Linked DNA regions of Homo sapiens: region 2 is linked to region 1. The links are chromatin loops, found by intact Hi-C in ENCODE. Cell type or tissue: K562. All regions are shown on one strand. Each heading gives the region's core, and the rest is flanking DNA. Links, peaks and the distances in the headings are about the cores only.

Region 1 (8,595 bases), core at 179-8,178:
TATCAGCATCATAGTATATCTGTCTGAGTTCAATCAGGAGACAGAAAACACACAGTTATTTGAAAGAGGAAGTTTAAAATAATTATTAGGCTAGGCATGGTGGCTCACATCTGTAGTCCTAGCACTTTAGGAGGCCAAGGGAGGAGAATTACTTGAGCCCAGGAGTTTGAGACCAGCCTAGGGAACACTGTGAAGCCCCATCTCTACAAAACATTTTTTTTAATTAGCTGGGCATGGTGGCACATGCCTGTAGTCCCAGCTATTCGGGAGGCTGGGACAGGAGGATTGCTTGAGCCTGGGAGGTTGAGGCTGCAATGAGCCATGATCACCCACTGCATTCTCCATCCTGGGCTGAAGAGCCTGCCTCAAAACAAACAAAAGAATTATTAAGGGGCCAGGCATGATGATTCAAGGCTGTAATCCCAGCACCTTGGGAGGTTGAGGCAGGAGGATCATGAGGCCGAAGTGAGCTACAATCGTGCCACTGCACTCCAGCCTCCTGGCCAACAGAATGATACCTTGTCATTTAAACATATATAGATAGATTAGATAGATAGATAGATAGATAGATAGAGATATAATTGAAAAGTAATTATAAAGATGTCGGGCCAGGCACGGTGGCTCACGCCTGTAATCCCAGCACTTTGGGAGCCCGAGGCGGGCAGATCATAAGGTCAGGAGTTCGAGACCAACCTGACCAACATGGTGAAAACCCGTCTCTGCTAAAAAAAAAAAAAAATACAAAAATTAGCTGGGCATGGTGGTGGGGGCCTGTAGTCCTAGCTACTCAGGAGGCTGAGGCAGGAGAATCGCTTGAACCCTGGGGGTGGAGGTTGCAGTGAGCTGAGATCGTGCCATTGCACTCCAGCCTGGGTGATAGAGCGAAACTCCATCTCAACTTAAAAAAAAAAAGATGTCAAGATAACTCTACTGAATCCACTAGAGCTGAGTGAGAGTACCCAGGGAAGGACCAGCTTGGAAGAGGGATGCAAACACGCCTGGGTTCAGACCTCATTGGAGAAGGCATGGTTGCAGCCAATAGATAGTGGAGAAGTCTGCTGGGTTTTCTGGGCCAGATCTAGTCCGCAGTCGCCAGGAAAGCAGAAAATAACCCACCTCCCTCTCCCATACAAACACACACACACCCAGAGCCAAGGCTGGAGGGCAGGTTTGCAGACAAAGTCAGAACGGCTCCACACACACAAGGTTGGAGCACACAGTGTTGTTGGGAGTCACATCAAAGGAGTTCACCTGGTCTGGACTGAGGCTGGAAGGTCAGGATCTGGCATGCAGCTGCGGCAGTGTACCACCAGATGTACCCAGACACACATGCACCACTGACCAATTGGACAGCTGGAGCAAAAAAAGCAAAACATAGCACTCCAAAAGGAGGAAACAAAGCCCCCTTCCTCCCACAGTATCCCTCCTGTGCCCTCTATTGACAAAGTTAACATCATGCTAATAAAGAAGAAATACTTGGAGAGTCCAGTCCATTATTGTAGAGCAGTACTGAAGTGTGAATTGGAGCTGAGGCAATTGATAGTTGACACACACACATAATAAAATTAATAATTCCCTGACGATGGCTATTCTCAGTCCAGATTCAAATTTCTCCAATTGTGCCAAACACATCTTGTATAGTTTTATGAGGTTTTTTAACCAAGATCCAATCAAGTCCTTTTAGTCTCATTTGATTCAGAGCAGTCCCTCCCAACGTTTCTGTTTTAATGACATTGATCTTTAGAAGAAATTAATTGACTGATTGAGTTTCATTCTAGATTTGTCTGTTTGTTCCTGGTGTTAATTTTCTGTCCCCTGAATTTCTTGTAAACTGGAAGTTAAATCAAAGGTTTGACTACAGCCAGGTGAAATGTGTTTAAGAAGAATACTTCATGAGTTACACTGTGCACCTCACATTGTAACACATCAGGGACAGAGGGAGTGTTGGCTTCCCATTATTAAGGCAAGGAACTTGATCTCAGTTAAAGTAGTGATGGCCAGATACCTCCACTGTAATGGCGTGGTCTTCCTTTTGCAATTAGCAAGCAATCTGTGGGGTGTTATTTTGATGCTTTGAGAATATACTGTCCCCCAACCATCTTTCGGTTAATGGTTTTAGCATTTAATTTGTCATTAGGAAGTGCAAAATGGACACATTTTTTAATTCAATCTTTTCTTTTATATTTTTTAGCTGGCATTCTTCTGTAAAAAGAAGCTTTCCTTCATCAACTGTAAATAAACTAAACTTTTTCCCAAAAAAGAGAAGAAAAATGCATTATTAGTTATTTTCAGAATAAAGAAAAGAAAGTTTTGATTAGAGAAGAAGGGGAATCATTTTGTTGCAAGAGCTTAGGAGTGGTAGGCATGTCCTAGGATGACAGGACAGCCCGGGTTCCGGGGAGACCCATGAGAGCGGGATGCTGGAGGTTGGAGGGAAACTGGGATAAGCCATCTGTTTTGCAATCACCTGCCAAGGGCTTGGAGTAGAAACCCCTCCTCCCCTCCATTTGCCACTCAGTTATCTTTCCAGTCACCATTGGCATGTGGGCTGCAGAATGCTGATGCTGATTTCAGATAAGTGAACATGCTTCATTTACAACCAATACAGAAATACTGAGTGGCTACAGGACAAAAGAGGCTACATGGACTGCTCTGTGTGAAAGTGCTCAGAAAATGTAGTACAGTAAACAAAAATGAGGCATTACTGTATATTTTTGCTCTTACAAATAGTTATTTCCTCAGTAGTTTAATAATTTAATGAAAAAAAAGTTTTTGAATCACCATCTCATTTAAAATTTGAGATCCTTGGCCAGGCATGGTGGCTCACGCCTATAATCCCAGCACTCTGGGAGGCCGAGGCGGGTGGATTGCCTGAGGTCAGGAGTTCGAGACCAGCCTGGCCAACATAATGAAACCTCGTCTCTACTAAAGACACAAAAATTAGCCAGGCGTGGTGGCACGTGCCTGTAATCCCAACTACTTGGGAAGCTGAGGAGGGAGAACTGCCTGAACCTGGGAGGTGGAGGTTGTGGTGAACTGAGTTGGCACCACTGCACTCCAGCCTGGGCAACAGAGCAAGACTCCATCTTAAAATAAAATAAAATAAAATAAAGTAAAATAAAATGTGAGATCCTCAACTAAAAACCCAAGAATCTGAACCTAATTCTATGTTCCTGACACATTTGCTTAAAGCTGGGATGTCTTCCACATGATTACCTTATTCAAATTTATATCTCTAGAGCTTCACAAAATACATTATCTAAACAGGAAAGCAATATAGTGTCATGTAAAAGAGTATTGGGCTGAGACTTATAACCTGGATTCTGGCACTAACCACAGTTAGAGCCATGGACGAGTTAGTTACCCTCGCCCAGATTCAGCTTCTTCATCTCTAGAATGAAAGGAATAATTCCCCAGGGTTGTAGAAAGTAAGCATGGGGGCCAAGCATGGTGGCTCACACCTGTAATCCCAGCACTTTGGGAGGCCAAGGCCGGCAGATCATTTGAGGTCTGGAGTTCGAGACCAGCCTGACCAACATGGTGAAACCCCGTCTCCCAGGAGGCAGAGGTTGCAGTGAGCCAAGATGGTGTCACTGCACTCCAGCCTGGGCAGCAGAGCAAGACTGCATCTCAAAAAAAAAAAAAAAGAAATTAAGCATCGGTTTTAGGGGCAGAAAAACACAGGTTTGAAGCCTTAGGTTTCCTCATTCTTGATACGTGATCTTAGCAAATAAACTAAAATTCTGAGAGCTTCGATTTACCTTTTTTTTTTTTTGAAGAGATACAAAATTTACTTTTTTTAAATGCCTTCATTACAAGTCTGGAGAAGTTCCTTTTTCCACCTAAAGAATTCACCACTATAAGCAATGATGCAAGTCCATTTATTTAAAGAGAACATTTTAAAACAGTAAAAGATTATATCCATAGGCATTTTCCAGTTTCAAAGGAGTGATACAATCTTCAGGCAGCCAGAGAGCTAGTGAAGTTGCCTCACCCTCCAAAATGTATAGCTTAATTTCTAAACGTAAGAGGGAAGGATAAAGTTTATGTAGAACAGGGGAAAAACTATTCTCAAATGACATTCCTGGATGAATCCCCACATCTTCCAAAGGAGAAAATGTTGAGTTTTTCTTTCTTTTTGGCCTTTCGGATGTTTCCCCAATGTATTACTGTGATGCCCTTTCATGTTTTTCAGAAAGGTGAATGAAAACTTTCTTTGAATATAGCATAATATTAGGGTGTGACCTCCTGTATCTAAACTCACTGGTTCATATGTGATTGAACTTTGAATGAGAATACCCCATGGACATTCGTTCATACTTCTTGATGCCACAAGAAGAGAGAGGATAAAGGAGCTCAAAGAAATCCAGCAGCCCTCTGGTTACAGGACAGCAGTTCCCAGATGTCATTCATAAGGCTGGGGCTGAAGATAATTCACAGAAGGCACTTGTCTAATTCTGACCTGGCGTCGGTGTTCAGAAGAGGCAACAGACACATTAACAAAACCACAAATCAACAAAAAGGTAGGAGGAGCCCTTCTAACACACCAGAGACCATCATTGCTTCAGATGAAGGGAAAATATTTATTGCATTAGTGATTCATTGTTGTGTGATGAATTATACCAAAACTTAGTGGCTTAAAACAATAAATGTTTATTTTACTCAGTGTCTGTGAGTCATCTTAGCAGGGTAGTTTCTGGTCCAGGGTGTCTCATGAGGTTGTAGTCAAGATATCATCCAGGGCTACAGCCATCTGAAGGCTTGACTGGGGCTGGATCCACTTCTCCCCCAACTCCAAAAAAAAAAAAAAAAAAAAAAAAAAAGCCAAAAGAGAATAAAGCAGAAGCAGCAATGTCTTTTATGATCCAGTCTTGGAAGTCATACTTTGTCACTTCTGCAACAGTACTCATTAAAAGCAAATTACTAAGTCCAACCCACCTTCAAGGGGAGGTGAACTGGCTCTACCTTTTAAAGCAAAGAGTGTCAATTTGGAGGCACTTATTTAAATTGCGGCATAAAAACACTTAACATAAAATTTACCACCTTACCATTTTCAAGTGTACAGTTCAGTCATGCTAAGTATATTCACACTGTTGTACAACAGATCTCCAGAACATTTTCATCTTGCAAAACTGAAATTCTATACCCATTTTAAAAGTCTCCATTTCCTCCTCCATCCAGTCCCTGGTAACCATCATTATACTTTCTGTTTCTGTGAATTTGCCTACTTTACCTGCCTCATGTAAGTGGAATCATGCGGTATTTGTCTTTTTGTGACTGGCTTATTTCACTTAGCATAATGTCCTATAGGACATATTGTAGCAATGTGACAGGATTTCCTTCCTTTTTAAGGCTGATTTATATTCCATTGTACTTATATACCACATTTTGTCTATCCGTTCATCTGTCAATAGACATTTGGGTTGCTTCCACCTCTTGGCTACTGTGAATAGTGCTACTATGAACATGGGTGTACAAATATCTCCTCAAGATACTGCTTTTGATTCTTTCTTGGGTATACACCCATTCGTAGGATTGCTGGATCATACAGTAGTTCTATTTTTAATTTTTTGAGCAACCACCACTGTTGTCCACAGTGGCTATAGCATTTTACATTCTCACCAACACTACACAAAGTTTCTAATTTCTCTACATCCTTGTCACTATTATTTTCTGTTTCTTCATAGCAGCCACTAAATTGATTTCAGGTGATATCTCATTGTGGTTTTTTTTTTGATTTGCATTTATCTAATAATTAGTGATATTTAGCATCTTTTCATATGCTCATTGGCCACCAGTACATCATCTTTGGGAAAATGTCTATTCAAGTCATTTACCTGTTTTTAAATCAGGTAATTTGTTGATTTGTTGTTGAACCATGGAGACATATTTTTAAACCACAACACCTATCTTGCAGATTGTGGTGAGAACTAAAAGATTTATGTAAGCAGATCATATTACCTGTCACGTAGTAGGCACTCAAAAATTATTACTTGTCTTCTTAGGGTTGTTATGTTAAATAATGTTATGTTAATAACATATGTAAAACTGCTTCTTAAATTATAAAGTGCTATGCAAATGTGAGTTAATACTACAAAGCTGTATACAAAATATTTGAATATTTTTCTGAGGTTCTCCATACTTAAATATATAAATCTTTCCATCTCTAGACTTTATTCTGTTTTTTAGCTGTAATCCCTTTTTTCCATTTTACTTCAAGTTTTATCAAAAAAAAGAATAGCAGCCAAAATAGAACAAGTAAAGATGGAGAAACAATAACTAATTTCACTAAAGCAAAGTCAGAGTAAGATCTATTTAAAAATAAAATGTGAAGAAAAGCTGCAATGGATTACACTATTGAAAAATCCTAAGAGAACCAGAACTGCCGTTCCTTCAGAGAATGTGAGTGATGTTGAAAGATTAATAACGTTTGGATAACATTAATTACAGTGATGTTATAAACTCTGGTATTCCAGTTGCCATAACAACCCGCTATATGTTGGTTTTCTAATGACATTTCGAACAAGTGCTGAGGCGAACTGCATCACTTCAGAACTTTGATTGCTGTCACTCAGTGATTTTAAAATTGAATTGTTTTGTTCTTAAAGAGTCAGAATATGTCACTGTCTTCAGAAATATTCTCAAAATTATGGAGAAGAAGTGATACACATTCCTATACAATTATAGAGCACTCAAGAAAAAGAAATGTATTTTGTTTTTAATACAAAATTAACAGGTTTTTTTTTCATAGGGAATAGAAAAAAACAGAAAGGAGAAAGATTATGCTTCATGCTTCTCAGAAGACTTTGTTCCCTTGCAGAATTATTTGACAATAAAATTCTTCTAGAAAAACTCACTTTTCTTGGTTATATTTCTCTCATCTCCATTCTCTCCTTTCTCTTCACCTCCCTGTTTCTTTCTTCCAATGAATTCTTTTAGAAGCCATGGATTCTGGCCAAGGTAGATGCAACACTTTGGAGTTAGTGAGATGAGGTCATTCCTCCATCCAGCTTTCTGCTTTCTGATCTCTCTTCCCTCTACTGACCAACCCGTTGCCCAATGGATATAATAAAAGAAAGACTACTTGCCACTGGCTTATATTATATTGGATTTTAATATTCCCAAGAGAATGTGTTAAATATATATTGTGCCACTGACCAGAAGCAAAGCATGATTGTAACAGACATGCTTCTAAGTATTTGCTCAGCCCACAGCCTACTCTGCTCCTGCTGCCCAAGGGGCATCCCACCCACCCACCCACAAATATGGATCGTTTGATTTAAATCGGAGGTGAGCACCAGAACCAACTCATCCATATGCATTGAGTTGGACAAACACATTCTTTCTTTTTCTCCTCTTTTCCCTCTTTCCTCTCCCTCTCTACAAATTCAGCTAAGGTGAATGCTAACCATTTGCAATGGTGTTTAAAGCAGAACAGTGGTGTTCTGTGGCAGAACTCTGTGCTACAGGACTCTGAAGGGAGAGTGTGCCCACTGCCTCCCCACCCACCCCTCTTGCCCACCCCCACCACAGTTCCAGCAGCATCTCAGTCTATACAGTGCATCTTAGGCAGTGGGGGTGGCATCATTCCATGTAAAGCATATTCTATGCTCTATAAACCCTGAGCCCAATGCAATGCCATCTTAAGTAGGCCCAGGTCTGCCCCTTGCCCAGATGTGCCATCAGCACCCTTTCAACACTCTCTCCCCTCCCCTTTTCTCTATACTTAAAACTCCCTCTACCCCACCCAGATATCCAAAGGTGTTGATCCTACCCTCCCAAAGCTCCCACTGTAGCTAGCTCCTCAGAGGCCTCTCAGGGAAGAGCGAAGTGAGCTAATCAACCCAGCCTAGGCTTCTGTTGACCCAGAACCAATTCAAGATGAAGGCCATGCCTTAGACAGCAGCTGCCAGGGAAATACATGACTTATACAATGACATCAGCTGAAATTCACAAAGGTCATTGCATTTAACTCATTCCTCACCCAAGGTGATGCAAACATGCTAACCCTTTTCCTCCCAGTCTTCTCTGGATGATCTTCTCCACTTGATTTTACTGGGATGTACATGAACAAGCTAGAGGAGCAGCCTGTGCCTGTTATCCTCTCCTCCCCACTGCTGAAGTCACTCTCCACCCTTCTCATCCTACTCTCTTGCTGGGGACACTGGACTGTATGAGTTTCATCAATGGACTCCCTTGCCCTTTGACCTCCAGTTGGGTTCTGCCAATTAGAGATCCTTAATAGGAGATAAGAGGGAGGGAGAAGGAGTGGAGGCTGGGGTATTTATGCCTCTGGCTTGATCCCTGAAGTATTGTCTTGCAGTCATCTCTATGTGATTCTCTCCACCCAGGTTCCAGTAACTGATCACTCCTCATATCATTTCTGGTGAGGAGTCGTAACTGAACTCAGTGGTGCTACACTGTCCTTTATGGATTCCATAAACACTGCTCATCCTTTGTAAACAGTCCCTTCATTAAACCTCCCTCCAATTGTTCTAATGCAAATGGCCCAACACATTCCTCCTGGGATCCTGAAATGATTCCTTAAATGATGTGGTCTATCCTATCTCCCCTTCCTGCCTACAATGGCCTTGG
Region 2 (8,595 bases), core at 276-8,275, 570 kb after region 1:
TTTGGTGTGTTTTGTGCCAGCTACTTTAGTGAATAAACTAAACATAAAGGAACTCAGCTACTTGAATTCATGAGAATCAGCTTTCAAAAAAAGCATATATATCATCTCATAGAATACTTAATATGTCAAACCCAGGAAAATCAGTAACTAAGTGACAAAAGGAACACTTTTAAAGAAAAGTTGGTGATAAATATGTTAGGCTAAAATACTAAGAACTTTAGCAACTGGACCGAGGAACCAGAAAGTGTATGCACACTGGGAATTTTAACAAAAGATCCCCATGTTCTCCTGCACAGTGAGGACCACATTCCAAAAGCAGAATTCTGGGTTGCTACAATGTCATCTCTCCTACAAACCACTGTTTCAAAGGTGAAAGAAACAAGAGGTAATTCACATAAAAAGGTTTTAAAATTCTTCCCACTCAAAATAAAATAAAAATAATATAACCTGTATCAAATTATAAAGAAATTCTATTAAAATGTTGACCACATAAAGCAGTCAGACCATTTGCCTTCGCTGACTGCCTCAGAGGGCAGAGCATGTGTCACCTACAAGGAAGGGGAGAGAGGGGTAGAGTCCCTACTCTCCCCCGGCCTGTAGAGTCAGGGTGGAGAGGAGCCCTTTGGCTTCCCTGGGGTTTTGTTTCCTCACATAGGGAATTGAGGGAGGTGGGCTAGATGGCTTTAAGAGACTCCTCAACTAAAAGAATCAAAGTCAGCTTGAGATCCCATCTCTGAACAGACATATAGGGTGGCAAAAGAAATGGATTAAAAAACAGGTGGATGACGTCTTTCTCACCTTTTGATACCATCACTCAGAACTAATCTGTACTATAGTTGAAGAAAATCTTTGCCTGGTACTATTAAAGGGTATACAATGAGGCAGCTGACAATGAAATTTTTCATAAAAATGTATAAAAAGGCTATGTTAAGTTCGGGTGGAAAAAACAATGCACCACCATATTACTACCAGCAGTCAGGACGTCCTGTCTCGGATTTTAGGAGTCGCCGATCTGGTTGGGAGAAATGCTGAGGGAAGCTCAAGCCATTCAATAGCGATCTAAGGAGTGCACACAGTTCAGGAAAGGGATAAACAGGTGTCCAGGAAGGCAACTTTAATGAAACTGGTTCTAAAACAAAGGATGCAAGAGATCTAAATGATCCAAAAAGAGTGATGACTTCTCATTTTGTCCCCTACAGAGAATACAAATATCATTTCTTCCGGAATCCAACACACTGGCTTCATTTTCAAGATGTATCACTTTATTTTCCAGCACGTGACAGTCACATGATTTCTGCAGTGAGCCCCAAAGCTTCCACGAGCTTTCCTGGAACCTACGGCCAGAAGAGTCCTGAGATTTCGAATATTAAAGCTTTCTCCACAGCCACAAGTCCCTTTGATGTTTGGGTTATTGAACACAAACTCACTGGATAATTTGTCTTCAACATAGTCCATTTCTGTTCCTAAAAGTGTTAGCTGTGCTTTCTTTTCGATGAATACTCTGACTCCATCTTGAATAACTTCTTCATCAGAATCTCCTTTTGTCTTTGTATATTCTAGAGTATAAGAAAGGCCATTACAGCCCCTGGTTCGGACACCAACTTTTACACCTACATGCTCAGGCTTATCTTTAAGAAGTTGTTTTATCTTGTTTACTGCTGAAGGTGTCAGGGTGAGGGCTGCCCGGGTGGGCTGCAGCTTCCTCTTGCTCACAGCCCGGGCAGTTGCCCGGACTAAGGAAGGCGACATTTTCGCCGTCCCGGCGCCCCGGTGCCTGGGGCCGGAGGTTGGCTGCCTCAGCCTCTCTCCACGGACACGGCGGGCGCATTGGTTTCCCAACTTTTAAATTGTGCCTCTCATTAGCAAAATAGTTTGACAATGTCTCTCTCTAAAATGTGTGCATATTCCTTTTTTCTTCAAATCATATACATATAGTATTGTTATTCTGTATATTAAATACTAAGAAAGTCTAATTTCTAATTTTTGAGATAAAAGTATGAACAGAAATTCTATTATTTTAAAATTTTCTGGAGTATGTAACTTCACTTTGGAAACTGTAGTCCTATATTTCTGATTTGTAATAATTTTCCTGCTCTAATATTTCTTTGGGATACAACTTTTTTTCTGTCATTTGAACACCATGGAGCAGTGGCTCTCACCTGAGGGCAGAATCTGACGGCAGTTGCCTAAGAACTAGAGTTTAAAAAGGCCTGTCCGTGATCCTGATCCACCTCCCCCAGGACCACTGTATTCACCACCCAGCTACCCCATCTCATGAAGACGGTGACTAGTAGTAGCAACATGGCCTTAACATACCTTACCTGGGTAGCAAAATGGCATGACTAGCAATTTTTTATGCAGATTGTACTTGCCTAGATGTGGTAGAAAAACAGTGAGGCAGAATAATAAAAAAAAATTTGTGTCCTACTGAAAAAAGCTTACATGAAAAACTTTTAAAAAGAAGGGGTTTACATCTGTGTGTATTTAATGCAGTGGTCACTGTGCAATGCCACATGCAATTGTGTCTCTCTGTGAGCCAGGAGTTTTGCTGAGTATGTGTAAGTGGGTAAACTTAATGGTTATTTTGTAGCATCATTTTTTAAATGTGGTGGGAGAATCTGTGATTTAAGGAGTTTTATGGCGAATCTCATTTTGTGATGTAAATAGTCATTTTTTGAGTATAAATCCAAATTTTTGTATGCTGTTGGCCTAATGAGTTCCCTATCATAGACAATATTAGGTGATGGCAGGGAGGTGGGACTCCAAGGCTTTCATTGTACATGTAAATTAGAATGGCTAATTGAAGCAGATATCCAGATAATTCAGACCAAACTCTCCCTTTTTGTTTGAAATATACTTGGCTGAGTTGTTTAAAAAAACAAAAAACAAAAAACAAATCTGTGCTTCTTTTCTTAACCACGACCTCAGCAATCGTGAGCAAAATGTCTGAGGGAGTGTTCTAACAGGCCTAAGAGGAAGCTCTTAAAAGAGAGACCTGTGGTCATATAGACTTGAGAAACACTTCCTACTTGTCCCTTCTTTTGGAGAGTCATCATGCATTACAGACTATGAAAAGTCCTGCACAAAGGAAAACTTTTGAACTTAGTTTAACCCAGTGTTTTCTAAACTTCTGTGACAGACAACCCTTTATTTACATAAAATTTGCTAACTTACAGTCAAACTGGTGTTCTTTGAAAGTCCATTTTGAGAAATGCTGGTATAAATTAAAGCGGTATTTATATAGCCACAAGTGCTAAGAGTGCTAGTCAGTAATCCTAAGAAGCCAAGGATGATGGGGCATGAATGTCCACAGTTTCATACTGCTGCCACTGGTAGTTTGAGGGATTTGCTAAGGGGATCCTCCAGGCAAACACTGGGTTTATAATGGTTAGGCTTTATCCCCAAAGAGAAAAATAACCACTTAGTGGGCTGAGATTGGCCCATTAGTTTTCCCAGAGTCTCTTTTTCTCCTGAGCATCTCCTCCCACCCCAAATTTTTGCAACTTTTTAAGGGGATGAGAGGGATGGGGTGGAGCATCTTTTCCCAAGTGGAGAGATCCCAAGGGCTCTGTCATGCAACACCGGGAAAACAGAAAACGTTAAGTAGAGACAAAGCCTTGAGCTCCCCCTAGAGGTAAGTATCTGATCATCTCTACTGTGGCAAGACACGAAAATACCATTTGTTTTTTTTTAAGATTTACATATCATGGACATCATTTAAAGTTCGATTTAAGAATCACCTGAATATTTTAGTTAAAAAGTAAAAGAGTAGTTATCTTTTAATATTAGTGCTTATTTGAGTTTAGATATTATTTTATAACTTACATTGTACCTCTCATCAGCGAAATAGTTTGAAACTGTCTCACTGTAAGTGTATATATTCTTTTTTCAAAATATGTACATGTAGTATTGTCATTCTGTATATTAAGTATTAAGAAAGTCTAATTTCCCTACAGCTGTTACAATGTTTACCAATAGCTACTCCTGTCTAAGGGCTATGAACTAGTCGGAATCTGCATGTTTTTGGTCAGAAACAGCCACATAGGGTCAGTACAGATGACCCAATCTGCAAATACTATGTCTTATGGAAACATAACTTTGGTTAATGTGACTTTTATGAGGATTTCGAATGCAAATTCTTCATCCTTATTCCCAAACTGAGCCACTGATGCACATTTATTTATTTATTTATTTCCTTTATTTATTCACCTGTATTTGGTAAACAGCAGGCACTTCTCTCAAATGTTATGACATTAAGGGATGCCTTACGACATTCCCTTAGGGTGCCTATGACATTTGTGATTCTGTTAAGATCACTTTGGCATTATGGTTGGTCTAACTTTGTTCACGAATGTGTTGTGTTCTGTTTTTATGATGTTTATGACCAGAGATGAAAGTAGGCTGTGCTCAGAGAGCTGGTCCCTGTTTAGCCTATCTCCTCCCACATTGTGATTTGGAGAAAATCATTTTCTCCAAAAGTTTTTCAGGGCCTTGGCATTTTATTTATTAATCATGAGATGCTGGCTGGGCGCGGTGGCTGATGCTTGTAATCCCAGCACTTTGGGAGGCCGAGGTGGGCAGATCACCTGAGGTCAGGAGTTTGAGACCAGTCTGACCAACATGGTGAAATCCCGTCTACTAAAAATATGAAATTAGCTAAGCATGGTGGCACACGCCTGTAATCCCAGCTGCTTGGGAGGTTGAAGCAGGAGAATCACTTGAACTGGGGAGGTGGAGGTTACAGTTAGCCGAGATCGTGCCATTACACTCTAGCCTGGGCAAAAAGAGCGAAACTCCGTCTCAAAAAAAATAAATAAAAATAAAAAAAAAATCATGAGACGCTACAATATCCAAAGGTGGACCCACACTCTTACTTATGCTAATGGAAGGGCAGTCCCACGTGGTAGCACATTGAGGCACATGTATCCTCAGGCGTGTGGGGAAGGTGCCGACGGGTCAGCAAAGTCACCATATGATTATAGCACGCCTCCCTAAAGGTTCATATTTCTCAGAGATGTAGGAGGAGGCCGTATTGTTTTGACATTAAAACCAAGACAAATTTGCTTGGGAGCAAATTAAAAAGACATGGAGGTTTACCACAAAACAAGAATGAATTTGGAAGCTTCCAACAGGCCCCAGGGCATACATTCACCGCTCTTTACAGTTAGTGGTGTTCCAATAGAAAGGCTTGAGAAGTGTTGCCTTGGGCCCCAGAGCCCGGGGTGACACCAGTGTGCCTGGAAGCCCACTCCAAGCTTGATCACAGCGTCATCTTCAAGCTCACTCGGGGTCACTGTACGTCTCTTCTCCCTACACGAGGGTTGTGGCATCTATTACACCACTACTGTGTGCCAGGCTGGGTGCCAAGCCCTTTATATACATTTACTCTTTGCAGGGGTCCTATGGTAAGAGCTGTTATCCCATTTTACAGATGACAAAACCAAGACACGAGGAATTGAAGTTTCTGTATTTGCCCTGTCAGTGAGTGCCTGAGGCAGAAACTGAATGCTTGGTCTGTTTAACTCTCCAGTGTGCAGTTCCAGCTCCAACCCTGTGGGAATGCTGGCTAGGCTGCTTCCTAGCGGTGAAGCGATGGGAGCGCAGGAGCGGAGCGGAGCTGGGGAATCCCACTCCTCCCATTCCTAGCCTGAATTTTAAGGGCTGAGCAGTATCAGTGGTGGTGTACCATGATTGCATTATCAATCTGCCTTTACAGAATCCAGGAGATATTCCACTGTGCACAGTTTGACGTAAGTCTTTTTTTTTTTTTTTTTTTTTGAGACGGAGTCTTGCTCTGTCGCCCAGGCTGGGGTGCAGTGGCGCGATCTCGGCTCACTGCAAGCCCCACCTCCCGGGTTCACGCCATTCTCCGGCCTCAGCCTCCCGCGTAGCTGGGACTACAGCGCCCACCACCACGCCCGTCTAATTTTTTGTGTTTTTAGTAGAGACGGGGTTTCACCGTGTTAGCCAGGATGGTCTCGATCTCCTGACCTTGTGATCCGCCCGCCTCGGCCTCCCAAAGTGCTGGGATTACAGGCGTGAGCCACCGCGCCCGGCCTGATGTAAGTCTTATATTTCAAAGTTTTATCATTTTGCCGAGTCGTGGTGAGCACAGTACCATAATTCACTCTATGGCCCAAAAGAGGAGGTCCCAGATAAATAAAGTGCTTGGAGGTTTTTAGGTCGTTTGTGCTGCTAAGTCAGAAAATGGAGAATGAAGACAATTTAGCACAACTTAAGAAATATGAATCGGGTGCTCACTATACACTAGCACTGGGCCCTACAGCTAGAAGAGATAGACATGCATACAAATCCCCTTTTTTTTTTTTTTTTTGCAGTTAAATGCTATGAGAAAGATAAAGTAATACCTTTTATCTTGGGTATTTTCTAGTTCATATTCTCAAAGAAGATCACTTCTTCTTTGATTTTGAGGGAGGTGGGCAGAGTATGCCCAGGTCAAGGTCCCTATCATTTGTTGGGGGCAGCATTGGACGACATCGTAGTTTCTTGGAGGTTCACAGTGGCTTTCTGTGGAGCAGGCACCAAGATTGAGGCAGTTCACGCATCACTTATTAAGACAAATTCCCTTTGTCTAGCACTGTGACTGTTGGCCTGATGAAGGGAAATTGTGAAAAATTTTGCTTGTTTCAGAATTTCAGCTTCCCGTTCTGGCCATCGCCTTGCCTCTGCTAATGTTATTTGTGTCCCAAGGTTTGAAATTATTTGGTTTATTAAGGGAGCCTGATATAAGGTGCTCCGTCAGTGTCATCTCATCTCCTAAATACTGCCCGCAGTTCCAGGAGGAAGGGATTTAATAGACTCTCGTTCCTTTAGGAAGCTTAATTTGAAATTCATTTGGGCACAGAAATTTTATGGGTACAATCAGATCCAGATATTGCTTAATGAAGTTCTAGGCAGATGTACAGTGAATGATCTGTGCCTACTCCAAATCCTCAGTTACGCTCCTCTGATATACCATTAACTTTTAGAAAACCTGAATCTATGACCCAAATTCTAATTAATCCTAAGAATAATGAGGTACAAAGGCATTATTTTTTCCTTTTTTAAGTTTTCTTTCTCTTGCTAACAAAGAATTTTAAATTGTGGCTCTAGCATTTAAGTGCATACATTTTGAATTTACAAAGTATGGAGAATAACATGAAATCATCAGCAGGTCAATGAATTAGATTTTATTTCTGTGTGTGTGGTAACATTAAACATCTATGGTACAACTTTCATTTATTCTTGTGTCAACTATTGCTTAGAGTAATTCAGTATCATAATCTATATTTAACTTATTCTACTTTATAAAGGACTTTAAAATAACATACATTATCTTCCATAACATATGCTATGACATTGGTATTATTATCCCCACTTCGTACTTGAGGACACTGAAATTTAGGAAAGATTAGTTAACTTGCCTAATTTCACACAGTTGTGGTCCTAGGAAAGAAACATATATTTTAATAGCCAGCCCAGGTTTTTTTTTTTCCATTAAATGATCAGATTCTCTGCTATTATGTTTTTGGTTTTAGTTAATAGACATATTGGTTGCTATTGACATTTGGCACATCTGGCTTGCTGTTCTTAATGACCAGTGGGCTCTGGGCACTCAAATATCGACCAGTGCCAGACAGCTAATGTCAATGAGTGTGGTGGGCTGGGTGTCAGAACAAGGAGTGGTGGGGACAATGGCAAATTGGAGAGTGTACACTCCATTTAAAAAAGGGTTCCCTTACCTATTCCCACTGGGCATGCTGGCCTGGTGTTGCAAAATATTCTAAAATTTTAAGAGGAGCCAGAGATCTGGATTTTGTGTGGAATCTCTCCATTCTAAGTGTTGGCAACCAAATTTTTTTTTCCCTTTTAAACTCTGCAAGCCAAACAAAACCCATCTATTAGGTGGATTCAGTTCATGACTGCTAGTTGTGACATGGGCTTGCTTTTTACTTTTTTGGAGGTACATGTGAAGGAGGAGTGAGTGGGTGGGGTAAGGCCAGCATCACTTACTCGGGCTATAGATGGTTCTTTTCCTGAAGCCAGGAAGTCTGAGCAAAGCTGGGGAGCCTGTGGGTTTCCGGGCTGCTTAATGTGGGCTATTCTGGGACTGCCTTCTTCTTCCAGAACTATCTGAAATGAGGGAGACTTCCTTATAATTAGGGGCTGACCACTGAGCTCCGTGGCATTGCCCACTCTCCAGTAGTTAGTTGAACTTTGTTTAGTATCTTTATTATTATTTCTTTGCTTCCTTCATTTCTTTCCTCTTCTTGGGAGATTTCATTTTCAGCTGCAATCAGTAACATTTGCAATGAAACTGAAAATCAACTGAAACTGTTGCAAATGAAACTGAAATGAGTAACATTTGCAATCTTCCGAGACAGAAGACTTTAGAAGAGGGTGAACTTTTTTTGTTGTTGTTATTGTTATTCTTTAAGTTCTGGGGTACATGTGCAGAACATGCAGGTTTGTTACATAGGTATACGCCTGCCATGGTAGTTTGCTGTACCCATCAACCTGTCATCTATATTAGGTATTTCTCCTAATGCTATCCCTCCCCTAGCCCCCCACCCCCCGACAGGCGCCAGTGTGTGA

Evidence for each region. Peaks named below come from ENCODE experiments on the same cell type or tissue, not always from the same donor. Only the 100,000 strongest peaks of a DNase experiment are listed, where the experiment ranks them.
Region 2: a loop joins it to region 1, with 4 times the contacts of the local background. A loop is called at or near these places in 5 of 110 quality-filtered maps.

What each region holds. Positions count from the first base shown.
Region 1 is chr5:62,210,310-62,218,904 of GRCh38, forward strand. No RefSeq gene overlaps it. Among named protein-coding and RNA genes, the nearest start is that of KIF2A, 92 kb to the right of the region's middle. In K562, for the core only: no CTCF peak of the experiment used is centred there; no DNase peak of the experiment used is centred there; H3K27me3 peaks cover 1,540 bases.
Region 2 is chr5:62,775,515-62,784,109 of GRCh38, forward strand. It overlaps the pseudogene ISCA1P1. Among named protein-coding and RNA genes, the nearest start is that of LRRC70, 200 kb to the left of the region's middle. In K562, for the core only: a CTCF peak has its summit at 3,632 (motif pointing left); a DNase peak (open chromatin) is centred at 3,637; H3K27me3 peaks cover 359 bases.